Regions from separate parts of the Homo sapiens genome. Here region 2 is linked to region 1. Evidence: chromatin loops called from intact Hi-C (ENCODE). Cell type or tissue: GM12878. All regions are shown on one strand. Links, peaks and the distances in the headings refer to the core of each region. The heading gives the core; the rest is flanking DNA. Region 1 has its middle 290 kb from the start of TET2. Region 2 holds the start of CXXC4 (CXXC finger protein 4).

The links. Hi-C counts contacts between places; a loop is a spot of excess contacts. Peaks named below come from ENCODE experiments on the same cell type or tissue, not always from the same donor. Only the 100,000 strongest peaks of a DNase experiment are listed, where the experiment ranks them.
Region 2: it touches region 1 in a loop (6-fold over the local background); 3 of 110 quality-filtered maps call a loop at or near these places.

The regions. Positions count from the first base shown.
Region 1 is chr4:104,855,474-104,863,811 of GRCh38, forward strand. No RefSeq gene overlaps it. Among named protein-coding and RNA genes, the nearest start is that of TET2, 290 kb to the right of the region's middle. In GM12878, for the core only: a CTCF peak has its summit at 5,247 (motif pointing left); a DNase peak (open chromatin) is centred at 5,228.
Region 2 is chr4:104,488,214-104,496,551 of GRCh38, forward strand. CXXC4 (CXXC finger protein 4) reads right to left here and starts at 6,681. Exons shown (of 3, transcript NM_025212.4): 1 at 6,488-6,681; 2 at 2,531-3,846. The coding sequence starts at 3,589. It overlaps CXXC4-AS1 (CXXC4 antisense RNA 1), which reads left to right and starts at 2,752. Exons shown (of 10, transcript NR_125926.1): 1 at 2,752-2,847. RefSeq lists enhancers at 1-116, 4,119-4,168. In GM12878, for the core only: a CTCF peak has its summit at 3,416; DNase peaks (open chromatin) are centred at 2,158, 4,258 and 6,809; H3K4me3 peaks cover 7,412 bases; H3K27ac peaks cover 7,271 bases.

The DNA.
Region 1 (8,338 bases), core at 316-8,315:
GCCTTCCATTACAATTTGTAATCTCAGTTACTGAACTTTTCAGTTCCAAAATTTCCATTTGGTTCTTATTTATAGTCTTCATTCTTGGCTGTGATGTCCTACCTGTCTGTTAAATATGACTATAATTGTTTTATTATTGAATATATTAAAGGCATACCACACACTGTTTTGATATACATGTACTAGTGAAATGATTACCGGAGTTAAACAAATTAATAATCTCATTAAAGTCTTTGTTTCCTAAATACCCTTTGTGACATCTTGGAGTTGATTTATATGAAGTGCTTCTCACCCAATGCACCATCTTATCTTCAAAGGCTGGCTTCCCTCTAGCTTCAGTCTTCAAATACTTGTTACTAGTGATTTAAGGTTTACCCAGAATTTATAATTGTTATCTATGCCACGGCTAGTTCAGTACAAGCTGCTCTGCCATGATCAAAAGCTGAATTACCTCAATATATTTTGGAAGTGATTATGTGTGTTCATTTTAGTAGGTATCAAGCAAGACCAGAATGTGTCCTGGGAAGTCTAGTTTTATTAGTGCTAATATAATATCAGTATGCATACAGGTATATTATTTTTAAAAGTATGTATTTTGGGATACACAGTGTAGCACATTGGATAAAAATAGCTGCAGATTAATCCTGCACTCAGGGTTTATATTCTGTATACACTCACTAGTAAGTTTCTACCAATTATTTATAGCCAGTGTGTCCATTCTAATTTCTTAGTGTCTGTGCTGTAGCAGTTGTTAAATATTTTTAAAATTGTCCTTTTCCATATCCACTGTCAAATCACTTTCCTTTTGCTAGCATCTATTTCTAAGTTCTAAGAGGGGCCATGTGTCACATTTCTGGCCATGAGATGTAAGCAGAAGCTAGAGGAAGATTTCAGGAGAAAGTTTGCTTCCTGATAAAAGCAACACACATGACTTTTCTAACCTTTCCACCTTATTCTTTTGTTAAATACTGGCATTATGTTCTGAGCTACTGAAACCATCTTAAGTACATGAAGCAAAGAGTAAATGAATCTCAGTGATGCTAGATCTGACACCAATGAGCTTTCAAATCAATGTCAACTGCTACTCTTCTCTAGACTTCTTGTTAGGTTAAAAGATAAATACTCCCTTCTTTATTTAGCTTACTATTCACTAGATATTCAGCTACTGGCAAACGAATGCATTTCTAACTGATATGGTACCAATGGGGTTGTTATGTATATCATGTGTGGTAGTGTGTATAAAATGCTTAACTGAAAATCTAACAACTAGCAAGAAACCAATAAATGTAACTATAATTTTACGTACTTACTTATAAGCTAATTTCCTTCTAACATTATTTGAGATGGTATATGTGAACACATATACAATTCAACAGGAAAAAATAAAATCAAAAGAAAAGAAAAGGTTAAAAAGTAAAATAGAGTTACAAAACATAAGCCACAAAATGCATTCCTAAGGCATATAATTGCTACAGATAGTTTCCAAATTTGGTTTGAATTTCCTAGTAAATAAGAAAAAAAAAGGAAATAGTTCAACTGTTTTTCTTCAAGGTCAAGTAACAATGTAAAAGAGGAATTAGAACTTGGAGATACTACATTTTCAAGATATAGCCTAAGGTCTGAGCTACTGCCCACTGCCTCAGGTTAATGGGCCTCAATAGAATACACAGATTTTACATGACACTTGTATCTCACACCTCGTAGAGAAGGAGAGAATTCACTATAATAAAAGCAAGTTTCCTTATAGTGAAAAATAAATATTCTGCTCCAAGCTGAAAACCAAAAATTATCTTAAAAGTTGCCTACCAGAATAATTTTCTGCAATGATTATTTCCTTAGACATTTATCTTAGCATCCACAGAAAATTACAGCCTGGACAGTTTCTGAAAAACTCTATCACAACCAACTCCTTTTATTTCAAAATCTATTTATAACTTTTAATAACTTTGCAATAATCAAGAAAATCAACAATCATGTAAGAAATAGAGAAATACTCACGCATAATAAATGCCCAAACATTAACGCAGTCTTTTAGAGACAGAAAGATGGGGGTGGGGGGAGAGAGGGAGGAGAGGGACAGGGGAAAGATAAGGGGGTGGGGGAGAGAGAGAGAACTCTTAAGAGAAGCAATAATATTTTCTCTGTTGGTAAACTCTCTATTTATTGTGAAGAGTACATTATCTATCAAGGAGTTGTAATAAGTCTAGAAACAGAAAATGTGCTTTAGGAAAATGATAACCTCTTTTCTTAAAAGAGTCTCAAAAATAAGAGAGTACCTGATTTTCTAACACCTTCCAAAAGAAAATTTCAACATTACTCTTAAAAATTTTGGCTGATTTCTTATAGTAAAAAAGTCCTCAAAGCAGGGAGATCTGAAAGTTTGTGACTATTTATTAGTTCAAGCTAACTGTGAACAAGAAAATGTTGGATATCACATCTTTTGAGGAGAAAAGTAGAGGGAAATGAAAGTTAGGACAAAGGTTCATAGGGAAAAGAAAAAACTGGATCTGATCTTTGGTCCTGGACTTTTTCCTCTCCAAGTGAGTGGATAGTAAAGATTCAAAGTTAAGCTTGTAAAAATTGGCATGCCCATTACATAGAGGCTAGATGCCCAAGGTCCCGCTTCCCAGACACCTTGAAAAATTTGCCAAGATAGAGATAGCATAGCTTAAATGATGGGTTTCATCTAAGTTTTCAAAAACATTTTCCTAAAAATTATTCTATTAGGGGATTATTTTTTGAGTATAGAGGTATATTTGAATAAATAAATGAAACAGACATCAATTTATTCTGATTCAAGGTTGCTTCAGTGTGTAATGGTAAGTTCTATGGAGAGAGTTTAAATCCTCACAAGTTTTCAAACATAATTTGGAAGCCATCTTCTTTCACTTCTTCTAATTCATGAGGTCAGGACTCTGAGTGTAGAGACCATTTGGTTTTCCTGAAGCCATGCTGTGAGAACAAGAAATGGTCATGTTTAGTTATCACGACCTCCTGCAGAGGAGATGGGCAACCTTGAACTCTGGTGTCAGCTGCTCCAGACACACTTTGCTCAGTTTTATGAATGGACGCAGTAACTAAAAAGCATCCTAATCTGCTAATTATTTGTAAACCATTTTACATCCACTCTGTTCCCAATTTAGGTTTTGAAGCACTTCTGTAGTCACTGAAATTCTGTAGTTCACCCTGCAGTGATATATTTTTTTCACCTTCAAAGAATATAAGGAGTGTTTCAGCCTACATTTTAAATATGAAGAAGCAAATGTGTGAAATGAGGAAATAAAAATGCACTGAAGTTTTTTTTAGAACATATACTTATACACTTTCAAAGCATGTGTATTTTAACAAGCAGAATGTAAGCCCCATGAGAATACAGCCCTTGCCTATCTTATTCATCAATATAGCCCAATAGTTCTATCAGTGTCTGGCATATAGTAGGCACTCAATAAATACGTCTTGACTAAATAAATATATGCTTCTTTTAAGAGATGCATTATTAGGCATCCAACCCATTTTTCCATTCATGCTAACGATGACCTTTAAAAAAAATAAATTAATCTGCTGCTGCAACTGCCAAGAATGAGCTCAAAATTCCTCCCAGCTTCTCTTGACTATCCGTCAGAGACATAGAGTATCACCTGTCAGATGGCTGTCAGACCCAAGCTGAAATAGCTGCTGTCCTCTCCATCAACTTACATTTATGCCTCATACCTTACTCTAAATTTGAGGAAGGTATGTAAGTTTTGTTTTTAAAGTAAACATAGAATTAAAGTAAAGGAGATAAGGAGTAGTCCCATCAAAGAATTTCATCACTTGCTTTGCTTAAATATGAATTTTAAAGCAAGATTTGCAAATAACAGAGATAAATGAATTTGTTTTTATTATTGATTCATTAAAGGGTACTGGTAATCTCTGAAAGCAAAAGAAATCTCCACAATTTTAAAGAGAACATTTAAAATGTACCTACATGTAGGAATGAATATATTCCTTTCTATCTGACTGAAATCTGTGATAGAATATTTATTTTTAGGAGCCTCTCAAGCTCTATATAAGTGGAAAATTATCTCAATCCCTGTGAACCTAGTTCAAGATAAATAACTGCTGCTTTTGCCGTGCTAACTCTGTCCTTACTTTTTACCTATGTTTTACCTTGCAAATGACACCCCCACCCCCGACTACCTACAGAGATATATGAGGGCACCGCTTTAAAACCCCACTTTGGCTAAGCTGAGTGGAGCTGGAGCTATATTACAACTGCGGTCCCTCCCTTCTCTCTCTAGTGCAGGCAGCAGCACTCAAGCAGTTAACCACCTTCTAAGTGTCCTGGTAATACATTCCTGCCGCAACACTCCTCAGCTCTCCAGAATCGGATTTCTGAAAATGTCTCTACACAGAGACATTCGCTTCCCCGCTCAGCAGAAAGGGCTGTAGTCAGGGCCAAGGAGAGTAAAATATGAGCTTACGAATGTGGGGCAGGACATACATTGTTTTTTTTTTTGTTTTTTTTTTTTTTGACTCAGAGAACTCAAGCTTCTGCACGACAGTGTGAGTCTCCAGCAAACGCCAGTCTTTAAAATGCACATAAAGGATGACAATTTGTTCCCTGAATATCACTGGCTGGCAGAGCCCCTGAACAAATTATTAGAAAGTGTGTGGGTGGAGGAGGATTTAGTCCCAATTATTAACCTACTGGAAGCTATATATATGCAACTATAATCATATATACTCATTATCATATCTCCAGTTGCCTCCAAATGCTGGCATTTAATGAGTTAAAGTCCAATGACTATGGCAATTAAGGTTATAAGTAAAATACTCCTCAGATATTTGACTGAAAGTATATGCTTGCTCTTCGTACTTTGTAGGAAGAGCACAGAGAGGCAGGAAAGGAAAGGAATGGGTTTTGGAGAGCACATCAAGCCAAAATAACACACTTGTTCTGACCATCCTAGGTACTGTGACAATAATTAGGAGGAAGAATACCCTTCTGTGGGTTGGAAAAGCCAGGAAGAAGAGACTTAAGTTAAGCTAGCATACATCAAAAATAATTGACAATGGTTAGGCTTCATTGTAGAGAAGCCTGCACTGGCATTGCAGCCACCAGCCCACCACCCACCTAAGAATTATTATTTGAAAAGGATGTCAGAGGATTATAGAAGATCCTTGTGTCTGCTCCAATTAGGATCAACACTTCTGCTGCTTGCTCACTGAGCATTCAGTAATGATGAAAGCATATTGACCCCTGCTGGAAATGTGTAGAACTGCAGCCTTTTTCTCTGGCCAAATAGGATTTAAAAGGAAGGCATCTTCTAAACTACCATTTACACGTATCAAGCCTAAGGGGTATGTGTTTGTTTGTTTGCTTATTTGTTTTAAAGAAGGCTTTATATCACAATGCCAATATGAAACTAGTTTACTCATTGCAAACATTATTTCAAAACATTTCACGAACCCAAGACAAAGCTTCTTCTAATGATATAGCTTTATATTTTTTTGTACAGAGCTTAATCACTATCTTGTTTAAAATTGTAAGCAACAGCCAGTGAGCATCAAACTTGGGTCCTCTCGATTATTTCTTAGAAGTCTCTGACTTACTGACCTCAAAATATATTATTTTCAAAGAAACTTAAGATCAGGAAAATGTTCTAACACTCTAGGTAATTATTTTGTTTCCACTCTAAATACTATCCCAAGGGTTAAATCTCTGTGACAGTTTTCTCCTAAGATATTTTCCACACAACTAAGGGCTCTAAACTTGTATTGCTATGCTAGAATATTAATCAGACACTCTACCTTCTAAGAATTCTTACAGAAAAGTTCAGGGAAAAAAATATTTTCCAGTATATTTGGGGGTCACCAAGTTTCCACCTAAGTGCTTAGAGGACATGGAACAGTTAACTCATACAGTACATGACTTGTTATTTTGTGGAATGTACTAAAATGATGTAGATATTATAATTCTTGCTCTGTGTTAGGGGTTTTAGAGAGGAAGTATTTCTCGATATAAGTTAACAGAATAATTATCAACGTCAGCAGTCAATATAAGCTCTCCAGCAGCAGCTAGACTATGGTCTCTTGGCGTGTTCTATTAGCTGGCCCACTCATGAGGTTCAAAGCTTTGCCAAGACTAGGAGGCCATTCTGTGTACAGATCAGTAGCCTGGCTCCATATAATGGTTGCCACAGCACCCCTCAACTCAACCCATTGTTCTGAAAATGCTATCAGTTAAATGCTATCCATAAACACTATCAGTTAAATACAAAAAAAAAATTGCAAGCTCTATTCTTATTCCATGTAGAGAAATTTGAAGAACATATTGTATTTATGTGAGTTCAGTGGTTATATTAATATGATGTTCCTTTCTTTTAAAACAAATAAAAAGCACCTCCATGATTAGGGTAAATTAAGGACAGGCATGCCTCAGAGATCTTGTGGGTTCTGTTCCAGAAAGCTGCAATAAAGGAAATATCACAATAAAGCGAGTCACATAATTTTTTTGTTTCCCTGCACACATAAAAGTTATGTTTACACTATATGGTAGTCTATTAAATGTTCAATAGCATTATGTCTAAAGAAACCATGTAAATATCTTAATTTAAAAATATTTTGTTGCTAAAAATGCTAACAATCATCTTAGCCTTCAGTGACTCTTAACTGTTCTGCCTGTGGAGGGTATTGCCTCAGTGCTGATCCCTGCTGACTGATCAGGGTAGGGGTTGCTGAAGGCTAGGGTGGCTGTAGCAATTTCTTCAAGTAAGACAACAATGAAGTTTGCTGCATAGATTGACTCTTCCTGTCACAAGAGTTTTCTCTGTAGAATGTGACGCTATTTGATAGCATTTTACCCACATAATACCTCTTTCAAAACTGGATTCTGTCCCCTTAACCTAGGCAGCTACTTTGTCAACTCAGTTTCTGTAATATTCTAAATCCTTTGTTGTTATTTCAACAATTTTCATAGCATCTCCCTCAGGTGTAGACTCCATCTCAAGGGACCAGTAGGTCTCAACAGTGGGCTTAAAATATTCAGTGAACCATTCTGTAAATAAATGTGCTGTCATCCAGGCTTTGTTCTGTTATTTATAGACCACTGGCAGAGTAAATTTAGCTTAATTTTTAAGGGCCCCAGGATTTTCAGAATGCTAAATGAGCATTAGCTTAAACTTAAAGTTACCAGCTGCATTAGCCCCTAATAAGAGGGCCAATCTTTGAAACTTAGAAACCAAACACTAACTTCTACTTCTATCTATCTAGGAAAGTCCTAGATGGCATCTTCTTTCAAGATTTTTCATCTTTCAAGGCTTTTATAACTACATTGAAAATCTGTTGTTTAGTGTAGCCATCTTCATCAATGATCTTAGCTAGCTAAGTCTTCTGGATAACTTACTGCAAATTCTCCATCAGCATTTGCAGCCTTATCTTATACTTTTATGTTACAGAAATGGCTTCTTTCCGTAAAACCTCAGAAACCAACTTTTTTTTGTGAGGTTTTCTTCTTCCAACTTCCTGCTAGCTTCCAATTTTTCTTCTACAGCCATTTCACCTCTATCCACCTTCACAGAATTGAAGAGAGTTAGGGCCTTGCTCTGGATTAGAATTTGATTTAAGGTAATGCTGTGGCTGGTTTGATCTTCTCTCCAATTAAAACTTTTTCCATATCAGCAATAATCTGTTTTGTTTTCTTATCATTCGGGTCTTCACTAGAATAGCACTTTTCCTTTAGAAACTTTTCCTTTGCATCCACAACTTGGCTACCATTTGACACAAGATGACTAGCTATCAGCCTATTTCAGCTTTGGACATGCCTTTCTCACTAAGCTTAATCATTTCTAACTTTCCACCTAAATTGAAAGATGCATGACTCTTTCTTTCACTTGAACACTTAGAAATCATTGCAGGGTTATTAATTGGCCTAAAATCAATATTGCTGTGCCTTAGAGAATAGAAAGGCCTAAAGAGAGGGAAAGAAATAGGGGAATGGCGGCCGGGCGCGGTGGCTCACGCCTGTAATCCCAGCACTTTGGGAGGCCGAGGCGGGTGGATCATGAGGTCAGGAGATCGAGACCATCCTGGCTAACAAGGTGAAACCCCGTCTCTACTAAAAATACAAAAAATTAGCCGGGCGCGGTGGCGGGCGCCTGTAGTCCCAGCTACTCGGGAGGCTGAGGCAGGAGAATGGCGTGAACCCGGGAAGCGGAGCTTGCAGTGAGCCGAGATTGCGCCACTGCAGTCCGCAGTCCGGCCTGGGCGACAGAGCGAGACTCCGTCTCAAAAAAAAAAAAAAAAAAAAAAAAAAAAGAAATAGGGGAATGGCTGGTCAGTGAAGCAGTCAGAACAC
Region 2 (8,338 bases), core at 164-8,163, 370 kb before region 1:
CATCCAATCTCTAAAACATTTTCCCAGATGAGGATGGACCAAATTTAAGAGAGAAACCAGGTCAGCAGGGGGACTTTTCACCTTCCTGCAATTCCTCTTCCAGCTTTGGTTCAGTCATGTAAGCCCTGTCACTCTGACATGTGCTCAGCTGGTTTCCTACAACCATAACTGTGTATTTGCACATAGGTCTAAGGCAGTCATGATGGCATTGTCTTTTTTAATGATCTAGATAGGATCTTATACAATTTTGAAAAAAAGCTTTTTATTTCTTTTAGCCAAATAGTATTCCGCTAATAATCTTAGCCTTGAAACACAGCCCATGCTCTGATAGAAGGGATCTGAAGTTAGAAGATCAGCTTGAGAGTTCAAAGGAAAAAATCAGCTTCTTATTCTACCCATACCCCACCTTGTGAAGAGTAACAGAATTTTTGTGCATGAGAATTTTTTAAAAAGAAGAAAATGTAGTTTTATGGGATTTTGTCATCAAAATGCCTGAGGAATTTAAATATCACAACAAGCTTGTAGGAAAAGCATCAAATTAAAAAATTACACCAGCATAGAAACTTGTGCAGAAAACCTATTGGTACTCATATCAAACCCCTGCAGGGTAATTATTTACTAAATAAATCAGAATTATTCAGTTACTACATATCTTAAATTGGGATGCAAGTAGTGCCACGAGTCTAGCTAAAGATGAGGCCTAACAGCAGAACCAAATTTATAATTCTAGATACTACATTTCAAGAGGAAAAATAAAAGCCATGTTGTCCTTATCAGCTGGGAATAGAGAATTTCAGTATGAACTGAATTTTAATTTCCCATAGTCCTTAGAAGTTACAATAAATTAATCCGGCAAAGAAGATTCAAAAGCTATTTTTTGCCACCTAAGAAAATACATGGACCTGCATTATAGTTGCTATTATATTTGCACAAAGAAAGTTGCCAAAGAAAATGTAATAAACCATCCAGGAGTAAAGTTAAACTTTCCAAAAAGAGCTGATTTATCTTATAAAGAAGAATAAATGCAATATTTTGATGAAACTGATCATACCCAATAATGACATCAACATAATTCTGATATTTTTAGAATCCTAGAGGGCTATCTCATTTGATTTACACAATTAAAGGTTAAAAAAAAAACTGTATCTTCTTTGTGTTCAAACCTGTACCAAAGATCTTTAACCCTTCTCTTTATTCTTTTAAAGACTGCTTCCCAGTTCATAAAGCAAACTCCTCTAAGCAGTACTCACAATTTTTAAAAGAATGTACAGATAACCCTAAGATAACTTGTGAGAGCCACTCTCATCCTGCAACTCACTCCACAGAATATTAAAATGTTAAAGCACAGAATGCTAAACCCACCACCTACAGTCTCATGTATATATGAACATCTAATTATCTACCCTGTAAATTTTATCGAGACTAACTATAAGTACTTGTCCAGATTTCTTTGTTTAATATACCACCAAAGTCATTTACCTGTGATTTTTCATTTTTCCCCATTTTTGTTTTGATCAGGACACAATACAAAATTTTTATCAAAGGTATCAATCTCTGTATTTAGCATAATTCATAACCTAATTTAACAATTACTTTAGTGAGCATCTGTACAATATCTGTTTTAAAGACCTATAGGTAAAAGAAACTATTATTGACCATATAAGGTATCAACCAAAACTGTGCTTGGTGTATACACCAACTTTGTAACCACAAAATGGTTACTTTGTCCAATGCAGAGCCCAGGGGAAATACTTTTTTTGTAACTGAGTTTTAGAAATTATTCATTCTAAAACCACATAAAATAATTTTTAAACAAAATCACTCTTATCTGCCCTGAAATTAACTAATTGTATCCCTTTATTCTAAGTCACATCTCCTCAAAATTTGCAGGTAGAAATCCGCTTCCTACACAGTTTCAGCTTTCTCCAAAAATATCAGATACGCAGAAAATAAAATAGAAAACATTCTGCCTTGATGAGTAGAAAAATGATTCTAGAAAAGGGTAGGAAATCCCCTTCTGAATCCAGGTGTTTCAACTTCATTGAATACTGCTGTGTGGTTTGTTACCGGTTTTTTAATGAGAACAGGCTTGTGTACCACAAACTGTGTCCTCACTGTTATAAATGGGCCACTAACTTAGCCAGTAAACTTGTATAGGATGTGATGTGTCCAGTCCTTTGGGCAAGATGCCCCACCCTTTTTAATGAGGAGGAGGGGGCATTTTAAACCACCAAGGGAAAATATTGAGCATATTGAATGTGAAACTTCTGATTCTTCAATTACATTATTTTTCCCCCAGGGATAAAAAGGAGGGCACTCTCTCTATCAGAAGGGCGGTGTCACGTGAAGTGCAGCTGGTGCGGGTGGTGGAGAGGCCAAGCCTTTCGCAAACCACCTACAACTCTTACCACCTGAATGAAGCTTCTGAGAAGGGGTACTGCATCTTGAAGCCAGACAAGAATCCCTGAAGGGGAGAGGGAGTGAGGAGGGAAGGGGGGAGACTGGGAAACAAGAAATCATCTCCTCTGACCTCTAGTGAAGTGCCAGGTTTTTTCTTTAGCTCTTCACATTTTCTAAATTTGCAGATCTGGTGTCCCGTTTTGCGGTTCCTGCAACTGCTGCAGACGCCACAGTTGATGAGCCTCTTGCAGGGCACGCAGACCCCACACCTTTTCCTCTTCTTCTTGGCTGGGTTGGCTCCGCCAGCTCCCCCTGAGGAGGACGAGGAGGAGGAGGAATGATTCTGCGGGCAGTCTGCCAGATTGGCAATTTGAAACGCACTGTCTGTGACGGCTGCTGAGGCTGCTGCGGGGGAGTGAAGGGCTGTCATGACGATGACCCCTGGAGGTAATGAGATGCCCCCTAAAGCCGGGATAGCGGAAAAAGTCCCCACGCGCTCGGGGAGATTCATTATCTCTGCTTCAGCAGCGCCGCATTTGAGCTTGTTCATGCATTCCCCCGCCAAAGGTCTGCAGTGTTCAGGGGATAAGGTGGAGAGGAAATTAGTATTTGCCATTTGCAACGACGGCTCTGGCGGGCAGCCAGCTTTCCCCAGCCTCTGGGAGTCGTTTCGGTGGTGCATGCTGGTCCTGCTGCCGCCGCCGCCGCCGCCGCCGCCACCGCCGGCGGGGAGGATCGCCGAGGAGGAGGAGGCGGAGGAGGAGGCGGCGGCGGAGGAGGATTTCCTGCCGCCCCCACCACCCCCGCCCCCGCCTCCGCCGCCGCCGCCGCCGCCGCCACCCCCCCCGCCGCCGCCCCCGCCCCCGCCGCTGCCCCAGAGCATGGCGGTGGCGGCGGCGGCGGTGGCCGCGTTGTCGCAGTTCCAGGGGGACATGCCGATGCGCGCGGCGGCCGCGGCGGCGGCGGCGCTGCTGGGGAAGATGGGGGTGGTGATGCGCGCGATCTTGGCCGCCTGTGGGAAGGCGCCCCCGTTGGTCTTGTAGAAGGAGGTGGCAAAGGAGCGGTAGCGCTCCATTTCCGAGTTGTAATCCACAAGGCTGTTCAGAGCCCCCTCGGGCAAGTGGCTTTCCTTGGGCAAGCCCGGGGCCTCCGGGCTCGGCCCGGGCTCCACGCAGACATTGGTGTTCATGGTGCAGGGGGGGAAGAAGGGGTGCAGGGTGGAAGTGGGGACCGCCTGGTCCGACACCTGGGTGGAAAAGGGGGAAAGGTGGGGGGGAGGGAAGGGAGTGATGGTGGTGTTGGGGTGGGGGCCGAGGCGGGTGGGGAAAGTGGGTTCGGGTGGGGAGAGCAAGGTGAGGGCTGCTTTATTCCTCTCTGGGGCTCATTTCCACAGACGGTGAATTCCCAGGCAGCGTCTTCCTTTGCATTATCCTCCAACTGTTACAACTAAAATAAAGAAAGTCATTCCAACGAGCTGCACGAGGAAAAAGATTAAAAATAAACAACCTCCCTCACTAACCCACCGCAGACACCGAAAGCTCCCACATTCTTCCATCAGGTCGTTTGCATAAGAATCATCAAGACGTGACCCCCCCCAGCCCATCCCCCCCAACTCTCCCAACCCCCGCTCCCTCCCTCCCCACAGCAAACCACAGCTCCTCCCCCCTATTCTTATAACCCTCCTGAGAAAATGTATTAATAGCCAGGATACCCAGGGAAAGAAGGAAGACGGGGGTGACAAACGCCTAAGGAAAAGGGCAATTGGAGTGCTAAAGACATGCAAATCATGGGTGGGAGGGCGATACTACCTATAAGCAGAGGGCATTTAAACATTATGAAATGTGTGAACAAGTGCTGCCTGGGCATGCAAATGCTGTAAAGTAGAAAACAGCAATGGCCCTATGAGGAAAATGAACAGGAAATTAGCAAATGAAGTACTGAAAAAGTCTACAATACATCCGAGTATAAACTGTAAGCAAACACAATACAACTGAGAGCTAAGAGACTGCCCACATACAATCTGAACTAAAGAGGCAGGGAAAAAAGAACTACCAGCTGCCACAGTATCCTTCTGTGTCTGCGGTCATTAGTTTGAATCCCAGCACAGCTGGCTCTGTTAGGGTCTTAATTCAATGGACCAAGGACAGGTCTCAATTGTACAAGCCATTTGGTGGTGGGTCTTGGTGGGGGTAAGAGGGTGGTGTTCTACTTGATTTTTTTTAAGGTAGAAAATAAAGATAAGCCAGATAATTACATATATACATATTTATTTATATCAGCAATGTCTCAGGTTTTAAACCAAGTGCCTGCAGCCTCTATAAGAATATTCCTAATCATTCCTAATGGAGATTGCTGTCTCTTCCGAAGACAAGAGGAAAGCATGGGACTTTTTGAAAAGGATATCTCACAATCACTGATTTTTACATTGAGTAAAAGGGGGGGGGGCTTTAACGTGTTCTTTGCCAGAGAAAAATAACAAAATTATTTTTTAATTTTGCTCTTTTTAAGAGGAAAGTTTAATGTTAACTGGGTATTTGCATTAATCTCCTTGCTTACAGGCCATTATTATGCTTTAGGAAGAGGTATTTTAGTTGTTTATTACAGAGGGAGAAGTACATCACAGCCTTTTAAGAAGCAAAGCAAAGGCATAAAGTGTATATTCACTTAAAAAACCAGTTTCTTTGTTTCCAGATTTTTTGGCCAGAATATCTTTTTGTGACATCTTTTGAAGCCCATAGATTGGTCTAGAATGCAGAGTTCAGGGAATTCTACATGGGGGCCCAATAGTCTCCGTCTCAAATATTCAGAGTTCAAAATGGTTATCAATTATAGTAATTATGCTTATAATTAGGTTAATGAACCAGTTATGCCCAAACTCCAAGTGCAAAAACTTCAAGACCTACTGATGAGGTGCTCTAAAAAGAGGGGTTTATGTAAACAAATCCCTATTAGGCAAAGTAAATCAAGATAAGGAACCTCACCCCAGGCTGGATTAGAAGCTTGCAGGCATCTTTCAATCACAGCAAGTCCCTAATCACTCAGGAACCACCTCTGTGGTTTCGCATTAGGGAAAACTGCTGCCTTCTCAGGTCTGAGGGCAATACAAAAGGTGCCCCCAAAATGCTCTTGGCTAAATATTCTTGATGCTTGGAAGGGGTGAGGGAAGACACAGCAAGAATATGCATATAGCTTCAGTTTCTGCGAATCACATTGTAACTGCAAGACCATAATAACTGCTACTCAGTAAAAACTAGTTATGTCAACCATGCATTAGATATCATCACATTGAGTGGAGGGAAAATTTTCAACCTTTTAGTCTTTTGACCTTGTTCCAAATAAATAAATAATTTAACGTCCCTTTTTTAGAGTCTTAGAGTGGTGTTTCCAAACACAAGCTTTCCTTGCTTTTCTGATTGCCATCACCATCCCTCTTCCTACCTCAAGGTTTAATACCACCAGAAACTGTAGAAAATGATTATGCCCAGTATCCAGGTCATTATTGTTTAATCAATGCATCTCTGGAGCATGAAAAAGGTATCTAAGCCACAGCTATTGTTTGGATTTTATTTAAAAACAAAATAAAACACACACAAATAACTATAGTTCTATGCCAAAGCTAAATTAGAGATCCATACTTCATGATCCTGTTTTGCCTTTAAACAATGTGACTTTACATGCCTAATACTGTATGTCTGGTCTACCAGAGACATAGAGATCAAAGGTCATATTTAACATTCAGGAGGAGGGGCGGGTGCAGACTAATTAATAAATTAATACAGCGACGCTTTTTCTTGCTGGAGTCCAGCATTAATAATCTACTTTCACAATCCCAACGGACAGCAAACATTTAAGAGAAAAAAAAGCCAGAGAAAGAGAAAGAACAATCACTTACCAGTCTCTTTTTATTTGGGGAGCCTTAGAATTTGCAGACGCTGCCAGTCTGCCTTTAATTAGTTGCACATCACCCCCTAACACAAAGAAACACAAATCCAGATGTGTCTTGGCAGCTCCCAATTACAACTTTAATACTTGTAAACAAACTGTTGGGGGGGGGGGGGTAAATAAATATGCGGATCAAAAAAAATACCTGTAAATGGCTTTTTTTTCTTGTTGCAGAGAGAAGGAGGAGGAGATGGTGTTAGTGGTGGGGGTGGAAGGAGGAGGAGGTGGGGGGAGAGGAAAGAGTCGAGTGTGAGTGTATGTGTGAGAGCGCGGGTCTGTTGTCGGTGGTCTCTCCTCTCCCAGCGCGTTGCTCTCCGTCCGTCTCCAGTCGCTGTGTGCGAGGGAGGGAGGGAGCCGGGGAGTCTCTCCTCTCTCTCTCCCCTCTCTCTCTCTCTCTCTCTTCCCCTCTCTCTCACCCTCCCCCCTTCTCTCTCTGTTTGTGTGTGTGCGAGTGTGCGGTTGCTGGGGGAGGGGAGCCACAGAGAAAGGCGAGGGAGGAGGTGTGGAGGCTGGGGGCGGGGGCGCGGGGGTGGGGGTGATTGGCGCCGAGGTGAGGAGGACGCAGGGACGTGGACACCTACTGATGATTGGCTGCAAATTACACGGGGAACAAGAGGCGCACGCGGGCCAGCGCTCCTTTTCACAAATCCTCTCCTCGGCAGAGGAGCCACGTTTTCCCTGCTCGCCTGCGGATCGCCCTCCCTCCTCGCGCCCGGCTCTCCGGCTCAGCCCAGCACACAGGGCTGTTGATTATTTTCTTTTGCTCTCGGAGATAATTGTTTGGAAGGGTTGGAAAGAGGGCGTTTCCGCCACTCTGCGTGTGGGGTGTGTGTGTGCGTGCGTGTGCGGGTGTGTGTGTAAATAAACTTGTCTGGGATTTCTGGCTGGGTTGAGAAGAGCAATACAAGAAACAGAGAAAAGGTCATGTTTGTTTGAAGAATGCTCTTAGTTCGTACCCAATGGCATGGTTTTAAATAAATTTCCTGGTGTACCCAGGAAGACTTTAAAAAAAAATACCATTTAGATCTTTAAAGTAAGGGAAAACGGACCGGTGTGGTTCTTCAGACCCTCGAAGTACTATTATGCCAGAATGTAAAAAATCGGTGATATGATGCTTGGCCAATTTCAAAATCCATCTCAATCTCTGTCTCTCTTCTCTACTCTTCTCTCTCTCCTCCCAAAATCCTCTTTTACTATTCCATCTGGTAGTTCCAAAGAATAAATCAGATTTTTAACTCACTGCCCTATTTTTTAATTTCAAACTTTACTTAAACAAAAACTTTTGTCTTTCAGTCTATTTTAGAATAGTATGTAATTAACATTTCACTTCTTGCCACTTGGGAAAACATAGTTTATGAATTGAAACATAAATATTGTACGGCACGTCAAATATAAATAAAACTCGTTCATAAATGCAGCTGTAAATTAACCTCTTCACTGCTGCCTCAAATAAAATATTTGTGGACACATGCTATCCTACTATTAAAGTATACTCTAGTGGAAATAGTTATAAGATACAGAATTATGAATACTTTTGAATAATTTTTTTTCTAAGAGCAAAACAGTGGCTAAGGTAAGTTATAGAGTAGGAAAGAAAAAACTTAAGATTATTTAAATTGGTGTTATCAAGCAGAGTACAAGTTTTGTATTAAAATTAAGTGTTTATTCTAGAGTAATGCAATATTAATTGTTCAGATAAGTGAGGAAAATATAATGTTTTGTTTCTTTAATAAGAAAAAAAAGCTGAAAAGACATTTTAAACCATTTTGTATTTGAATTTTCAAAAGATAGACTTTGACCATATCAAGACATTACCAACTATGGAGGATAAATTGTTGATAACAAGTTTGAAACTGTGGTGTGTGTATGCCTAAATGAAGGTGTTATTTCAAGAGTGGGCTACTATTGCAATAGGAAACAGGTGTATTTTGTGACTCATTGATTAATATACATGTTTTGTAATTTTTTTAAAGCATAAGCTGTTTGATTATTACCG